Linked DNA regions of Homo sapiens: region 1 is linked to region 2. A link is an interaction called in ENCODE POLR2A ChIA-PET data of the cell type or tissue named here. Cell type or tissue: PC-9. All regions are shown on one strand. Links, peaks and the distances in the headings refer to the core of each region. The heading gives the core; the rest is flanking DNA.

Region 1 (9,141 bases), core at 458-8,457, 280 kb after region 2:
GCAAAAAGAAAACTAATAAAACTCTATGCTTTAACTTTGTCTCCTCACTTTTTAACTTTTGGTTGTTTCCATTTATATCTTATTGTACTGATGATGTCTTGAAAAGTTATTTTAGTTATTATAATTTATTGGTTATTTTTGAGTCTTTTTACTTAGGATGAAAGTAGTTTACACACCACGGTTACAGTGTTATGATATTCTTTGTTTTTCCATTTACTTACTATTACCAGTGAGTTTTGTACCTTCAGGTGATTATTTATTGCTCATTAATGTCTTTTTCTTTCTGATGGAACTACTCCCTTTAGCACGTCTGGTAGGAAAGGTCTGGTATTCATGGAATCCCTCAGGTCTTGTTTGTCTGAGAAAATACTTATTTCTCCTTCATGTTTGAAGGCTATTTCTGCCTGATATACTATTCTAGGGTGAAATATTTTTGTTTTTGTTTTTGTTTTTGTTTTCCTTCAGCACTTTAAATATGTCATGCCACTCTCTCCTGGTTTGTAAAGTTTCCCCTGAAGTTTGCTGCCAGACATATTGGACCTCCATTTTATGTTATTTGTTTCTTTTCTCTGGCTGCTCTTAGGATCCTTTATTTATCCTTGACTTTTGGGAGTTTGATTATTAAATGCCTTGAGGTAGACTTTTTTGGGTTAAATCTGCTTGGTGTTCTATAACCTTCTTGTACTAGCATATTGATATCTTTCTCTAGGTTTGGGAAGTTCTCTGGTCTTGTTCCTTTGAAAAAACATTCTACCCATATCTCTTTCTCAACCACTTCTTTAAGACCAAAAAGTCTTAGATTTGCCCTTGAGATTATTTTCTAGATCCTGTAGGCAAGCTGCATTGTTTTTTATTTTTTTAATTTTGTCTCCTCTTACTCTGTATTTTCAAATAGGCTGTTTTCACGCTCTCTAATTCTTTCTTCTGCTTGATAAATTCTGCTATTAAAGGAAAATCTGATGCATTCTTCAGTATGCCAACTGAATTTTTCAGTTCCAGAATTTCTGCTTGATTCTTTAATTATTTCAATCTCTTTGTTACATTTATGTGATAGAATTCTGAACTCCTTCTCTGTGTGATCTTGAGTTTCTTTGAGTTACTTCAATGCAGCTATTTTGAATTCTCTATTTGAAAGGTCACATATCTCTGTTTCTCCAGTATTGGTCCCTGGTGCCTTATTTAGTTCATTTGGTAAGGTCATGTTTTCCTGGACGGTGTTGACGCTAGTAGATGTTCTTTGGTGTCTGGGCATTGAAGAGTTAGGTGTTTATTGTAGTCTTCACTGTCTGGGCTTATTTGTAGCCATCCTTATTGGGAAGGCTTTCCAGATATTTGAAAAGACTTGGGTGTTGTGATCTAAGCTGTATCTGCTTTAGGAGACACCCCAGGCCCAATAATGCTGTGATTCTTGCAGACTCATAGAGGTACTGACTTGATGGTCTTGGACAAGATCTGGGAGAATTCTCTGGATTACCGGGCAGAGACTCTTGTTCTCTTTCCTTACTTTCTCCCAAACAAATGAAATCGTTCTCTCTGTTCTGAGCCACATAAAGCTGGGGGTGGAGTGACACAAGCACCACCAGCAATACAACTGGGCTGGGTCAGACCTGAATCCAACACAGCTCTGGGGCTCGCCCAAGGCCTGCTGTAACCATTCCCTGGCTACTGCCTATGTTCTCTAAAGGCCCTGGGGCTCTGCGATCATCAGGTGGTAAAGCCAACCAGGCCTGTATTCTTCTTTTCAGGATAGTGAGGTCCCCCAGGCCCCAGGTGGGTCCAGAGGTGCTATCCAAGAGTCAGGGACTAGAGTCAAAGACCTTAGAGGTCTATCTGGTGTTACTGTATTACAGCTGTGCTGGCACTCAAACCATAAGACACAGTCCTTCCCACTCTTCCCTCCCCTTTCTAAGGGCAAAGGAGCCTCTCCCTGTAGCCACCACCACCCCAGGCCACAAGGAGTACTGCTGGACTACCACCCATGTTTCCTTAAGGTCCAGGGGCACTTCAGTCAGCTCATGGTGAATGCTGCCTGGCCTGGAACTCACCCTCTAGGACAGTGGGCTCCCTGCTGGCTTCAGTCAGGTCCAGAAATGCTGTCCAAGAGTCAAGTCTTAGAATCAGGAATCCCAAGAGCCTGTTTGATGCTTTGCCCCTCTGTGGCTGTGCTGGTATCTAAGGTGCAGGACAAAGTCCCCTTTACTTCTGCCTCTGCTTTTCTCAAGCAGGAGGAGTTTTGCCCCATAGTCATTACAGCTGGGAATGGGCTGAGTTTCACTTGAAGCCAGCAAGTCTCAGAGGCTGACCCAAGGCCCTTGATGTAGTACCTGGGTATTGCTGCTCGTTATTTAGGGCCCTAGGGCTCTTCAGTTAGCAGGTGATGCATGCTCCCAGGACTTGGTCCTTTCTTTCAAGGGAGTGGGTTCCCTTCTGGCCCAGGGTGTGTTAAGAAATGTTGTCTAGGAGCTAGGGCCTGGAATGGGGGCCTCACAACTTTGACTGGTGTCCAATCCTGTTGTGGATGAGCTGGTATCCAAGATGCAAGACAAAGTCCTATCCACTTTTCCCTCTCCTCTCCTCAAGTGGAAGAAGGGGGTCTCTTTTGGAGCCACGAACTGTGGAGCCTGGGGTTAGGGGAAGGGTGATGCCAGCACTCCCTTGGCTGCCCCAGCTGGTGCCTTAGTAGGTTGCATCCACGCCACCTCCCCACCACGCCCACCCCAGTCCACTGCTTCTGGGCCTAATTCAACACTAGGACTAGTCTAAGAATTGCAGTCCTTATGGTTTAGACTGCCTTTCAAGTTTACTTGGAGTCACAGAGCACTGTAGCCCTCTGTGGTGAGATTTGCAGGCACAAGTTCTGACTGCTGGGATCCATGACTGGCTTCTGTTTAGGGCTGGTTTAAATGCACCCTCTGTGGGCAGACATCAGCTGAGTTTGACCCAGTTCTCCTTTCTGCTCTAACAGGACAACACTGAGTTCAATGCCTCAGAATTGCTGGGTTCTCCCTGCCCCAGCACCCAAAGAGGCTCTCTGCACCAGGCCACTGCTGCCAGGGGTGGGAGAGGGGTGGCGTCAGCAACTCAGGACTGTTTCTTTCTACCTCTTCAGTGCCTTTTTCAGCACTTTCTACCTTTCTACCTTTTTCAGCACTAAGAAGTTAAAACCAGGTACTATGAGTGCTCGCCTGTTTATTGGTTCTTATGAAGGTGTTTTTTTTCTGTGTAGATAGCTGTTAACTTGGTGTCCTTGTCTGGGGGAATGATCAGTGAAGCCTTCTCTAACACCATCTTGCTTCACCTCCTATTCTGCCCAGGTTTTAACGAGCCTTCTTGCTGCGGGTTGATGAGGGCCAGAATATCATGCAGATTTTAATTCTAAGAGATTAAGATGTTAAACCCTTCTATTCAGCTAGAGCACAATAAAGAGTAGTTTTTGCAATAGTAATTAGTCTTCCAAGTAAGGCAGGTACTATGGGTCTGGTGGTTGGCACCTGCTTTCCAGCTCCTATAAGAACTGTTTTGTTTGTCTTAGAGTAATAAACACAAACTGCTTTTATAACTTGAAAAAAAACTCAACAAAATCCACTGCAGCTTGAGAACAACCTGAAATTCATTGTCTTTCTATGTTATTTCCTCATTAGAGCTTTGACCTACTCATTTCTAACCCATGAGCTTCAGGTTTTTTAATCTACAAAATAGAGCCATTGCGGTAAATACCAGTCCAACAAGACCTGAGGTTAACACATCTCAGAAGAAGTAAACACCTGCCATGAGCTGCTTCTGTGCACCATTGGTATTGATGAGGGAAGGACTTAATGACCCAGAGTGAGTACAACATATCTGCATGTGGGGCATGATATTCCCCAGAGAGTTCAATAGGAAGCAACAAGCAAGCCAGAGAGAAACTGTAGTATTATACAGTCAGTTGGTAGGAATGTCAAAAGAGGCAATGAAAAAGATTTTCAGGAATGGAGACAAACCTCTGTAGGACCACAGAGAAGCTGAATGCCTTCCCTCTCTAGGGTGTACACATCTTCTTTCATTTATAGCTCACTTGTCAAGATTTTAGATGAAGCAAATTATTTTTCCTCTTTGCTAGTAAAAATCCCATAAATGCTAGCCAAGGTAATTGTTTTAGCAGTCACTCCTGCAACCCAGCTATGCTTAGGGAAATCTACCAATGATACCATTTATTGAGTACCACTGTATGATAAGCCCGCTCCATGTGTTATCTTATATGATCATCCTAATAACCCTCTGGTATAGGGGTTAGCATCTCTATTTTATGTATCAGGTATTTAGCCCCTGTGTGGTTAAGTCACATACGCAAGACCATATGCTTAGTAAACAGGACAACTGGCATTGGAAACCAGGATTGTCCTAATTAAAAGAGAATCAGGGGCCAGGGGCAGTGGCTCATGTCTGTAATCCCATCTATTTGGGAGGCTGAGGCGGGAGGATCACTTGAGGCCAGGAGTTCGAGATCAGCCTGGGCAACAAAGTAAGCATCCATCTCTACTCTCTCCTTTTCCCTCTCCTCTCCTCAAGTGGAGAATAAAGTGGAAATAAATAAATAAAAACAGAATTTAAAAAATTAGCTCAGCCTAGTGGGCATGTACCTTTAGTCCCAGATACTTGAGAGGCTGAGTTGAGAGGATCACTTGAGCCGAAGAGTTCAAGGCTAGGGTTGTGCCACTACATTCCAACCTGGGAGAAAGAATGAGGCCCTGTCTCTTAAGAGAGAGAAGAAATCAATAGTTGTGGATTTGAACCTAGTTATGGAAGAATTGTGAAGTAATTTCAGACAAAAAGTATTTCCTATTGAGAACAAATCAGTTAAGTGAAAGATAGAAGTAAGAAAAATGAACCAACATGTATTGAGTGTTCCCTCTTAACCTGCCTTTCATTCCCACAACATATCAGGCTCGTCTAGCACTCAACATTAGCACTTTCTCTGCTACATTACCTTGCCTCTCAGCAAGAAATGTGTTCTCACTTGTATTATTTTTATTCCTACCCTTTCATCTCCCTCTCCCTCCCTCCATGTCCAGTGAACTTCCCAGAAAGTTGGGCATAACAGTTATAGCAGATAATAATTCTATGTAACATTTATTGATCACTTTCCAGGTACCAGTTTCTGTGTTGAGCTCTTTATGTGGATCTTACAATTTAATCATCAAAATACCCATAAAGATGATGATATTTTATCCCCATCTTCTGGATGAGAATATTGCACCACATTTTTTCTTCTCTCCTCCTTACTTCCCAATTGCATTAAAATATTTTTCTTTGGATTCAGGGATCATGGCCTGGGGAGAAACACAGCTTTTTGTAGAAGTAAAAATGTGAACACAGATACAATTCTTCATTTTCCCCAAACACACCATGCAATGCAAAGATGCTACTTTTTGTCTGCAATGATTCTACCTATTGTTAGTTCACTGCATCCTCAGAGTCAGTGCACAGGCAGGAGAGACTGAGATTATTTAGATTCTCATAGTACAGCATATAATGAGGAAGACAGGCTAGGATGCCATGGGTGCCACATTAGTGCCTTCTTTAAGGTTCTGATATACAAGCAGCCCTGCCCCAGTTGGTTTGTATTTAAAAGAAGATCATTTATTAAGGTGCTGATATACAAACTCTGTCCCACCCGAGTTGGCTTGTGTTTAAAAGAGGATCCTGACAAGTCTACCTAAAGAAGATGAAAGAGATATTGGGGGCAGGGGACAATGGACTAGCTAATGTGCAGAAATAAACTTTACAGCTCTAGGCCAGGGCCACCATAAAACTCTTCCACACTGTGCAGCACACATTATGACGGAAACAACATGCCTTGGCTGGTGGCTTTGCTCCGTGTTCCTCAAGAGAGCTCTGGGTTGCAAACTTGCCTGCTCCCTGGCTGTCTCATCTTTTACATGTGAGGACCACAATTCCTGACCTTTGCAGTGGCTGTAAACTTTGAGACAGGAAGGCAGGATCTGCAGCTTGCCAGGGGCCTCGGAGGACTCTGGTGGCCCATGCAGCTCTATGGGCTTGGAACTTGAGCTCATTGAGGATGTCACCTACAGATAAACAAGTGACACGTCTTGAACACATTGCAAACAACTTTTAAAGGTCATCTCATCCATGCCTCTGTCTCTTCTTTGGAAGACTTCAAAATTATTTCAGAGTGAAAATGTCTCCTGTTTTCAAAAATTGCCAAATATAAATTATATGAATGAGTTTGTTTAAACAACTTAGAGGACCAAAATAAAAAATTTTCTTAAGTCTAATCAGTCGTGCTTCAGGAACATAGGATGTTTCCTCTTGTTCTGCCTTTTGGAATGGTGAAGGGTATTTCACTGACATCTTGAATCATTTAGAGGGACTTAGGATTCAATTTAATACAATAAATATTTACTGAGCTTCTACGTATCTGATACTGAAATGGGGCCGAGAGGGTCACAAAGTTGATGATCTGGGCTTCTTTCTCATCTCAAGAAGCATAATTCCCACATCACTCATGATGCAGAGTGTGGTAAATGCCACATAGTAAGGCCACAAGGAGAGGGTTTGGAGCCATTGATGTTACCTAGAATCAAATAATTCTATGGTGGAGACAAAGATACTCAGGAGAGCACCTGCATCTCATCTGGACCAAAAGGAATGGACACAACTGTCTGGATGAGCTGTGGCACAGGCATTCTGCCAAGAAGAGGAAGCTGGCAGAAGAGGCCTTGGTAAGTCTGAATTCTTGCCTCAGTTCTGGTACTGAGTTCTCCCTGCACATTACATTCCTACTGTGAACCATTCACTCCTCCCTTCCTCCATTAATTTATCTAATTGATATCTATTAAACAAATGCCTACCATGTTCTTGACCCTGAGCCACATGTGAGAGATTCACCAGGCAACAAGACAGATGGGAGGAGCCCCACTGCTATGGTCAAATGTTTGTGTTTTCCCAAAATTCGTATGTTGAAACCTAACTCCCAAAATGATGGTGTTAGAAAGTGGGACCACTGGGAGATGATTAGGTCATGAGGGATTAACATCATTATAGAAGAGACCCCAAAATGTTAGCTGGTCCTTTCACCACATGAAGACACAGCTAGAAGACACCACCTATTAACCAAAAAGTGGGCGTCAGCAGACACCAAATCTGTTGGCACTTTGTTCATGGACTCCCTAGGCTCCAGTACTGTCAGAAATAAATGTCTGTTGTTTATAAGCCACCTAGTTTATGGTATTTTGTTATAGCAAGCCAAATGGACTAAGACACCCCACCCTTGTGAAGGCGACAGAGGACTAGAAATAATGAACAAATCTGCACTGAGCATAACCCATGATGCATAGTACTGCAGAACAGTGCTGTACAGTGCTCTTCAGGGCCTCACAGGAGGTGCAGGTAATAAATGTAACAGTCTGAGATCATGTTAAAATGTTGCTCCATCCCTGCTTCATCCCTTCACTATCTGTCATCGTGTACTATTCAGGGTTTTTTCATAGTAATTATATATATTTAACATTTTATTACATTGTTTATTGCCTGTCTCTGTCATGTGAATAGAAATTCCATAAGGGCAGAATTTTTGTCTCATTCAGCACTCTATTCTCATTGCCTAAAATCATGTCTGGCACATGACAGGAACTCAAATTCCTATCTATCTATCTATCTATCTATCTATCTATCTATCTATCTATCTATCATCTATCTATCTATCTATCTATCTATCTATCTATCTATTTAGCTAGGTAGCTATTTAGCTAGGTAGCTATCTACCTACCTACCTACCTATCAATATAGCTATCCATCCATCCACCTACCTACCTACCTTCCTACCTATTTATAATCTATTTAATTCTTTATTTACTTATGATAGCCTAGAGAAGCTAATGAATTCTTAGAGGCAATTAATTATCTTAAGAGTTCAGAGAAGAAAGAAGTAAACATATGAAAAGATGCTTAATTAACATCATTAGTCATTACAAAACTGCAAATTAAAAGCACAATGAGAAACCACTATACGCCTATTAGAATGGCTAAAATTAAAAAGACTAGCCATACCAAATACTGCAACAAGTGGAACTCTCAAACATTGCTAGTGGAAGTGTAAAATGATACAACCACTTTAATGATACAACCACTTTGGAAAATGTAGTTGTATCATTTTGGTACTTACTTAAAAAGTTAATCATATATTTACCATAAGATCCAGCTATTTAACTTCTAGGCATTTACCCAAGAGAAATGAAAGCATATGTCCACATGCTATGGTGTAAATGTATTCCCCTAAATTCATGTGTTAGAGATGGAGGTGAGAGGATCACTTGAGGCCAGGAGTTCAAGACCAGCCCGGGCAGCATGGCAGGACCTTACTTCTACAAAACAATTTTAAAAGTAGCTGGGCATGATGACACATGCTTGTGGTCCCAGCTACTCAGGAGGATAAGGTGGAAGGATCACTTGAGCACCAGAGTTGGAGGCTGCAGTGAGCTATGAATGTGCCACTGCACCCAAGCCTGGGTGACAGAGTAAGACACTGTCTCTAAAAAGAAGAAACACAGAAACTTAATTTACAATGCAACAGTGTTGGGAGGGGGAGTCTTTTGGGAGGTGTTTAGCTCATGAGTGGTCTGCCTCATGAATAGGTTAATGCCCTTACAAAAGGACTTGACAGAGGAAAGTTAGCCTCTTTTTACTCTTCCTCCTTCTTCCACATGAGGACACAGCGTTCCTCCCTTCCTGAAGACACAGCATTCAAGGTTCCAGCTTGGAAACAGACAGTAGCCTTCACCAGATGCTGGTGTCTTTATCTTGGACTTCTCAGCCTTGAGAACTGTGAGAAATGAATTTCTGTTGTTTATAAATTACCCATTCTCAGGTGTTCTGTAACAGCAGCATAGACTAAGACACGACACTAAGATTTATACATGGATGTTCATAGCAGCCTTGTTTGTAATAATAAAAAACTAGGAACAACCCAAATGTCCATCAGCGGTTATAAACAAACTGTAGCGCATCCATGCAATGGAACACTGCTCAGCAATTAAAAGGAATGCATGACTGTGTGAATGAAGCCAGAACAACAAAAACTGTGCAAACTGTATGACTTCATTTACATAAAATTCTAGGACATGGAAACCAATCAAGAGTGAC
Region 2 (9,141 bases), core at 335-8,334:
TTTATTTATTTTTTTGAGTCAGAGTCTCACTCTGTCGCCCAGGCTGGAGTGCAATGGCGTGATCTTGGCTCACTGCAACCTCCGCCTCCCAGGTTCAAGCGATTCTCCTGCCTTAGCCTCCTGAGTAGCTGGGATTACAGGTGCACGCCACCATGCTCAGCTAATTTTTGTATTTTTAGTAGAGACGGGGTTTCACCATATCAGACTGGTCTCGAACTCCTGACCTCGTGATCTGCCCACCTCGGCCTCCCAAAGTGCTGGGATTACAGGCTTGAGCCACTGTGCCCAGCCTGGTAAACATCTTAAAATTAAGCTGTCCATAGAGTATACTGGATTCCTAGTTTTCAATCCCACCCACTTCCTCTCAATATTAAAAAAATTACATCACCACTCATGAGTTGCTCAGGCCAAGCATCTAGATGTTATCATCCTTGATTCCTCCCTTCCTGCTATACTACATTTTCAATCCATCAAAAATGCTGTCATTTAACTTAAACTCTACCACTTAATACCATCTCTACTGCTACCACCCAGGTCTGAACTGTCACCATTTCTTGTTTCTATTTTTGTTTCACATTGTAGTACCCAGAGTGATCTTCTGAATACATAATTGAGGTCATGGTGCTGTCTTGCTCAGCACCCTGAGAAATAAAATAGCCAAAATAATAGCAATAAAAACAACTTAATAGATGGACTCAATAGCAGAATTGAAAGGACAGAGGAAAAAAATGAACTTGAAGATAAAATAGTAGAAATTATCATTATCCTATCTGAATATCAGAGAAAATACACTGAAAGAAAATAGTGAATAAATTTTCAGGGAACTGTGGGACTGTAACAAATGCTCTAACTTTGGTATCAGAATCCTGAAAAGAGAAGAGAAACTTAGCAGAGCTGAAAAATTAGTAGGAGACTAGAAGAAATAATGACTGAATGCTTCACAAATTTGGCAAAACAACAATGACAGATTCAAGAAGCAGGCTGAACTCCAAACAAGATAAACTGAAAAGTAGTCTAACCCAGATATATGATAGTCAAACTTCTGAAAATCAAAGAAATAAAATATTGGAAGCAGCAAGAGAGAAGTGACACTTTACCTCTAAGGGAAAAGCAATTTGGATAATAGTGGATCTCTCATCAGAAACCATGGAGGTCAGAAAGAATTTGCACAATTTTCAAGTGCTAAAAGAAAAAAAAAAACCTGTGAAGTCAGAATTCTATATTCAGCAAAGATATCTTTCCAGAAGAAAGGGAAAATCAAAATATTCTCAGATGAAGGAAAACTAAGATAAAGTTTCACCAGTAGGCCTACCCTAAGAGAATGATAAAGGAAGTTTTCTAAATAGAAATAAAATGATAGAAGAAGGAATCTTAAAACATTAGGAAGAAAAAAAGAATAACAGAAAGAGTAAAAACATGGGCAAATACATTTTTCTTCCATTTAGTTTTCTAAATATTATTTAACAATTCAAGCAACAATTTAACAGTCTGAGGTAATTTTAAATATGTATAGAGGAACTATTTAAGACAATTATAATTGGGGGAAGATAAAAAAACATGAAGAGAAAGAAGATTTCTACACCTTATTTGCATTGGTAAAATGTCAACACCAGTAAATTGGGATAAGTTATTTGTATATAATACAGTACCTGGAGCAGCCACTAAAAAAGCTAAAAATTAGACAAACTAAAAGACACTATAGAGAAATCCAAATTTAATTCTAAAAAATGTTCATGTAACACAGAGAAAGGCAGAAAAAGAAAAAGAGGCAAAAGGCATACATATTAGAAAGGAAGAAATAAAACTGTCCCTATTTGCAGATAACATGATATCTACATCCCAATGAATCTATTTTTAAAATCCTAGAACTAATAATAAGGTCATAGAATACAAGGTAAACATAATAAAAATACAAATGTATAAACAAAACATATACAGGACTCATATGCTGTAAATTATTACTACTGATGAAAGACATCAAAATTTAAATACATGGCAAGACATACCATGTTCATGGGTTGGAAGATACAACATAGTAAAGATGTCAATTTTCCCCAAACTTATATACAGGTTTAACATAATTCCTATCAAAATTCTGGAAGAATGCTTTATAGATATAGACAAGATTATTCTAAAATGTAAATGGAAGGATAAAAACAGACACAAAGAAAAAAACAAAAAAAGAAACTAAAAAATTTTGTAAATGAAAACTAAGGCAAGATGAAACTGACTTCAGGTTAAAGTAAGCAAGAGAGTATGACAGAGGTATAGGTGCATAAATCAATGGAACAGAATAGAAAACTCCAAAATAGACAAATGTAACCAACAAACTTTTGACAAAGTGCAAAAGCAATTTAATGGTAGAAGATAGTCCTTTCAACAAATAGTGCTGGGAAATTGGATATACACAAAAAATGACCTTGACCTGAACCTCACACCTTTTACAAAAATTAGCTCAATATATCACAGACTTAAAAGTGGTTATAAGACTATAAAACTTTCAGAAATAAATATAGGAGAAAATATTTGAGATCTAGAGCTAGGCAAAAATATTTTAGACTTAACACCAAACCACAGTTTACAAAAGAAAAAAAAACTATACTTCTTCAAAATTACAAACTTTTACTCTGCAGAAGATACTTTTAAGAGGATGAAAAGAGGAGGTATAGATGGGAAGAAAATATTTCCAAAGCATATAGCCATCAAAAGGCTAATACCTAGTATGTAGAAAATACTCTCAAAACTCAACAGTAAAAAAAAAAAAAAAAAAAAAAAAAAAAAACCCAAATAATCCAGTTAGAAAATGGGTAAAAGACATGAAGACATTTCACTGAAAAGAATGTATGGATGGCAAATAAGCACATAAAAAGATGTTCATTATCACTATGCATTAGGGAAATGCAAATTAAAACCACAATGAGATATTGCAACACAAAAATCAAAATGGCAAGATTAAAAAATAGTGACAGTGAGGAGATAGAGAGACTGGATCACTCACACATTGCTGGTGGGAGTGTAAAATGGCACAGCCACTCTGAAAAAAAGTTTGTCAGTTTCTTTAAAAATTAAACATGTAATTTCCATATATCCCAGCAATTAGTTGACTTATTTCATAGAAATGAAAACATATATTCACATAAAAACCTGTACAGGGATGTTTATAGTAGCCTCATTCATAAGATCACAAGACTGGAAACAATCCAGATGTCTCTTGACAAATGAATAATTAAACAAACTGTGGTACATCCATTCATACCATAGACTACTACTCAGCAATAAAAAGGAACAAATTACAAAATATTGTATATGGAGCAAATTGAATAAGTCTCCAAAGAATTATACTTAGTGGAGAAAACCAATTTCAGAAGATTGTCTATTTTATGATTTCACTTACATAACAACCTTGAAATAACACATTTTGGAAATGGAGAACACATTAGTGGTTGCCAGAATAAAAGACGAGGAATTAGGGAGGAGGGAAGACAAGGGAGGTGAGAGAAAAGCAGGAGTAGGTATAAAAGGGCAACGTGAGGGATCACTGTGATGATGAAAATGTTTTGTCTCTTGATCCTATCGATATCATCACTGTGATATTGTACTATAGTATCACAAGATGTTACCACTGAAGGAAGCTGAGTAAAGGATACATAGGATGTCTCTTTATTATTTCTTAAAAATGCAAGTGAATCTTCAATTATCTAAAAAAATTAAAAAGATAATTGTCTTTTTCGAAAAGGCACATTAGTGGAAACTTTAATAATTTGAATAAGATCTATATTTAGTTAAGAGTAGTGTATCAATGTTAGTTGTTAGTTTTGACAAATGTACTATAATTGTGTGAGATGTTAACATTAGGAGAAATTGGTAAAGTATATGTGAGAAATCTGTTTCATTGCAACTTTCTTGCAAATCTAAAGTTATTCCAAAATAAAAAGTTTATTTTTTAAAAAAGATAATTTACTATTTAAAGCAAAAACACCAATAATATATTGTAGAGTTTATAGCATATATAAAAGTAAAATATATGACAACTATACAGCAAAGTATAGAAGGAAGAAATGATGCATTCATTTGTAAGGTTCATACATTATGCAAGAAGCAGTATAATATTTTTTGAAGGTCGACTATAGTATATAAAAAGTAAACACTGTAAACCCTACAGCAACCACTGAAACAAAAGGTTTTAGCTAATAAGCCAATAATAAAGATGAAAATGAAAGAAAAACAAAAAAAGAAACTAACAAACAATTTTGTAGATGAAGATCTAAAAGCAGATAGAAAACAACAAAAAATGGATACAGCTCAACTAGAAAACAAATCATAAGATAGTAGATTTAATGGTTAACCATATGAATAATTACATTAAATGTAAATTGTCTAAGGTCAAATTGAAAGGCAGAAATTGTTAACACATAATGAAGTGCTATGTGTAAGACCCTCATTTTAAACAGAAAAATATAAAAAAATTTAAAGTAAAATAATAGAAAAAAAAACTATACATTGAAGACATTCAACATTCAAAAATTAAAAGATAAGTATTTGTCATATACATAAAAATTAGTGACCAGAATATATAAAACACTCCTTTAAAGAGTAAGATAAAGACAATTGAAGAAAAAGATAGAATATATATTTAAACAGACACATAAGAGCAGAAACATGAATGTCTCGTAAACACATGAAAAGTTTGAGTTCAATTTCATTTGGAATAAAGGAAATATAAATTAGAACCAGAAGGTGTAAATTAAAGCCAGAATATGAAGAATGCAAATTATCATTCAGTGATGGTGACTATAAAATTGGCACTGTGGAAGGCAGTCTGGCATTATCAGCATAATCAAGGATAGGAATGCTTTATAACCCAGTGAATCCACTTCTAGACAATTTCCTGCATTATGTTCTCATGTAGATATGTACACAAATGCTTATTCCAGCATTGTTTTCAACAGAAAAATTGAAAACAGCTTGAATATTATCAAGAAAAAAGGGATAACTATAGTTTAGTCATACAATGGAATACCAGGCAGATAATAAATTTGATGTGTCTATAGCAATAGGAATTAACTTAAAAATATGTTAAATGAAAAAAAGCAAGTTGTTTACAAATACATTTTATATGTAAACTGTAGTTACAAATGCAATTTATATGCATTTAAATTATACAAAGCAATATCTATCGATTACAGATATATCAATATGTAGTAAAAATATGAAAGTATGCTAATGAGATGTCACCAAATCCAGAATAGCAATCACTCATGATGAGAGGGAAGATAAGTGAGAATGAAGAGGAAGAGAAGGAGGGTGGGAAGACTTTAGTTACACTGTAGCTTTAAATTTTTTTGAAAATAAGAAATGTGAAATGACTAGGCTAGCGTTTGACAAATTTTGATATTGTGTTTATTGGGTTTATTTTATTATTTTTGTATTTTTTGTCCATTCCAAATGTTTTCTTTCTTTCTTCTCTTTTCTTTTTCTTTTTTTTTTTTTTTTTTTTTTTTTTTGAGATGGAGTCTCACTCTGTTGCCAGGCTGGAGTGCAGTGGCATGATCTCGGCTCACTGCAACCTCCACCTCCCGGGTTCAAGCAATTCCCCCACCTCAGCCTCCCAAGTAGCTGGGACTACAGGTGCGTGCCACCACGCCTGGCTAATTTTTTGCATTTTAGTAGGGACGGGGTTTCACCATGTTGACCAAGATGGTCTCAATGTCCTGATCTCGTGATCCGCCCGCCTCGGCCTTGCAAAATGCTGGGATTACAGGCGTGAGCCACCACGCCTGGCCCAAAATTTTTTCTTAATTAAATAAACAAAATTCCAAACTGAGGAGGTCCTTTAAATATCTACCCAGCCTGGTTTGGCTGAAGTTTTGGTTAAAGGTTATGGAAGTGCTCTATGGTTTCCAGTGAGTTGAGGGTTGGACCTTTGTCCTAGAATTCGGTGTTGGAGGTAACGGCTGCTGTTGCTTGTTTCTGGGTTCCTTAAGTCCGCACTAGGCTGCCTTAGCCATACCCACACCTCTGTAAACAATCTCTACATTAAATTCCCTTTGGCTGAACCATCTGAGTGAAATCTGATTTCTTGCCATGACTCCACCTGCTTTCTCTGTGAGCGTGTTAAGAAAGAGGCCTTAATATTTTCATATACTTTACAGAACATAGGGTAGAATCACTAGAAAATTCTGCCCTTAGGAAAGCCAGGCTCAGAAAAGAGCTTCTCTTCCCACATTGTACACCTGACTTTGGAGAGAGTCATTTTTTCACATCTCAAAAAGCCAGAAAAGAGTAGCAAATCAGAGCTGACTTCTCAGCCAGCTTCCAGGGATAGAATCCCAACACTGCCATTTATGAATTGAAATGTTGGGGGAAATTACCTAACTTCCCTTTTCCTCAGTTTCCTCATCTAGAAAATGGGGCTGTAACACTGACCTTAGTGTGAAGATTAAAGCACACATTCCATGTGCAAAGTGCTCTCTGAATAGCCTGACTTCCAAGCAGTTGCTAGCCCCAGATCAATCCTGTGGCTCGTAGTCTCTCTTCTCTTTCTTCTCTTACTGGCTGCTTTGTCTCTAATCAGCCTGATTGTCTGCTTCCTTTATACAGAATCTCCTAAAGGAGCCAGTGTTGTAATAATAACAACAAACAAGTTAGGAAGAATTGCCCTCCCATCTCTCTTGTAAATGTCGACAGGTTCCATCGTTATATTACAATCCCAATTAAAGAGAAATTCCCCACCAAGCCATAAACCTAAAATGAAAAAAATCCTATAGGGATGAATAAGCCTCTTCAGTGAACAAACCTGCTATTTATCCTTTTTTTTTGTCATTGCTTATGTGTGCTCAAATCCCTGCTGAACAAATCCTGCAAGCTGATGAAGAAGCAAAGCTAAGGGCATCCATCGGTGAGTCTGTCAAGACTTTACTTGTAATGAGTCTCCCATGGATTTGATTATTATTGGGTATTAATTATTAATGGTATTTCCTGCAGGAGGCCTGTGTGGGCTTCTTTTCCCCCAACCTCTATTTTGAACTGGAATTAAAAAATAACCAGAAATCTCCCCCAGTGGAGCAGGGAGAGGAAAAAGAGAAAGGAATCGAGGGAATCCCTCTGCTAGTCTTTCACCACTGGCACCACTTGAAATTCTGGGGCTGTTCTCATAATTAAGAGTAGGAAGCAGCTCTGTGCTTAGCCTCCTCCCGTCCTCCAGCTGTAACCCCTCTGTCAAAACCACAAAGGAGAAACAAAGTGCCCTTCTGCCTGCCTCCTCTCCCCAGTCCTCACTCTCCAGTTCTAACCTTGTCTTCTTTGGCAATTAATTTCCTCTGATGGTTATGTTAATTTTCATGGCTTCCTAATGATTAGAAATATTTGGCAGATTAACATCATTTAACTTTCCTCTCCCTGGGGGTGGGGAAGAGACAGGGATGTAGCTAAATGGTGAGAAACAGCTGGAAAAGCCAAGGGTGAAAATCACAATTCTGTGCCAAACATTTTGATGGGTTGGTGAAAGATGGACACCCAGGAAAGCCTGGAGAAATTAAAGCCAGATTAAGAAATAATAATAAGGCTGAAAGATCAGAAACATAGCCCTGCCCCCACCCTGTGTGTGTTTATCCTTTATACACTGTTGACTGTCCATATGTTGCTTCCTAGCAATGTTTTAAAGACGGCTACACCTGTCAGGGTGTCTGGGAGGTAAAGACAGAGCAGATGTTGAGATTTGTGCCATGGAAGAGAAAAATTCATTTTGTCTAGCAAAAAGTGGCATGCTCCTGTGCGTCCTGAAGAGATCCCTCCACCATTGCCACTCTCCCCTTTTCCATAAAGCAATGGGCCCCGCATGGTGCCACAGATGGAAAGATGAAATTTAATTTTACTGGCGTTCAATCAAAACAGAATAATGTGTTTAATATCCCTGCAGTGTAAGTGAAAGGGAGAGATTTATGAACTCCTGGGAGGCAAGAGATTCCAAGCAGTGCTTTGATATCTCCTCGTATGTATAAACATAGAATTGCAGTGGAAAATATGGATAAATCCAGGTTAAGATCTCCGCCCCCTCCCCCATGTTGCTACTTTTAAGTTCAAGCCTTTCTGATAAAGGGGTGGCACTCTCACCAGGAGAAAAGCTGAATTAATACAAAGGTAGTCAGGCATCCTGAGCTTAATCTCAGATTTAATCCAAAGGGTGATTTGGCCACAAGTGTCAAGAGAAGAGATAGATGCTTCTGACTGGCAGATGTATTCAACAGGGAAGAGCCTCACAAAGGAAGTTACTAAAAACTCCACCTCAAGTTTCATTTGAAATCTAGTAGATGGTGGCCAGGCGCAGTGGCTCAGGCCTGTAATCCTAGCACTTTGAGAGGCCGAGGTGGGTGGATTGCCTGAGCTCAGGAGTTTGAGACCAGCCTGGGCAACATGGGTGAAACCCCATCTCTACTAAAATACAAAAAATTAGCTGGGAGTGGTGGCATGTGCCTGTAGTCCCAGGTACTCGGGAGGGTGAGGCAGGAGAATTGCTAGAACCTGGGAGGCAGAGGTGGCAGTGAGCCAAGATTGCACTACTGCACTCCAGCCTGGTGACAGAGCAAGACTACATCTCAAAAAAAAAAAAAAAAAAATCTAGTAGATGGTAATCATATGGCTATATGTTTGTTTATAAAATAGCAACAAATCACATACATATGGAAAACAAAAATCTGGAATTAGTATCTCAAAATGCTCTAAGAGGTTGAGTTAGGATAGTCAAATTATAGGTAATTTTATGACTTTTCTCTAAATTTTTTTTCTAATGCAATGATATTTTTATAATGGTGAATATATGTGCGTTGTGTGTGTATTTGTGTGCAAGATTTTCTATTTTTTGGTGTGCTTTAGAATCACCTAGGGAGCTCTTTAAAAATGTGGATGCATGAGCCCCACTTTAGACCTCCCGAAATAAGTAAACTAATCAACACAATACAATACGATATAAAACCCAGTCCTCCCCTAACCTAACCTAGTTCTCCCAGATCTGCTTACCTGGTGTGGAGTTGTCAGGCAAGCCATCTCACCTGGTCTGCATTATATTCATATTGGTCACTCAAAGCTTATTCCAAAAGAATACTCTGCTTTCTGTATAATTTTCCCAGAAAACATTTTACGGTC

Evidence for each region. Peaks named below come from ENCODE experiments on the same cell type or tissue, not always from the same donor. Only the 100,000 strongest peaks of a DNase experiment are listed, where the experiment ranks them.
Region 1: POLR2A ChIA-PET joins it to region 2 with 10 read pairs; 2 of 35 experiments call an interaction of 5 or more read pairs at or near these places.

The regions. Positions count from the first base shown.
Region 1 is chr1:208,610,338-208,619,478 of GRCh38, reverse strand. It overlaps LINC01735 (long intergenic non-protein coding RNA 1735), which reads left to right and starts at 5,357. Exons shown (of 2, transcript XR_001738430.2): 1 at 5,357-7,389. RefSeq lists enhancers at 6,536-6,705, 6,606-6,775. In PC-9, for the core only: no CTCF peak of the experiment used is centred there; no DNase peak of the experiment used is centred there.
Region 2 is chr1:208,891,067-208,900,207 of GRCh38, reverse strand. All of the region lies in intron 1 of LOC107985255 (a long non-coding RNA gene), which reads left to right. Among named protein-coding and RNA genes, the nearest start is that of LINC01774, 77 kb to the left of the region's middle. In PC-9, for the core only: no CTCF peak of the experiment used is centred there; no DNase peak of the experiment used is centred there; H3K27me3 peaks cover 706 bases.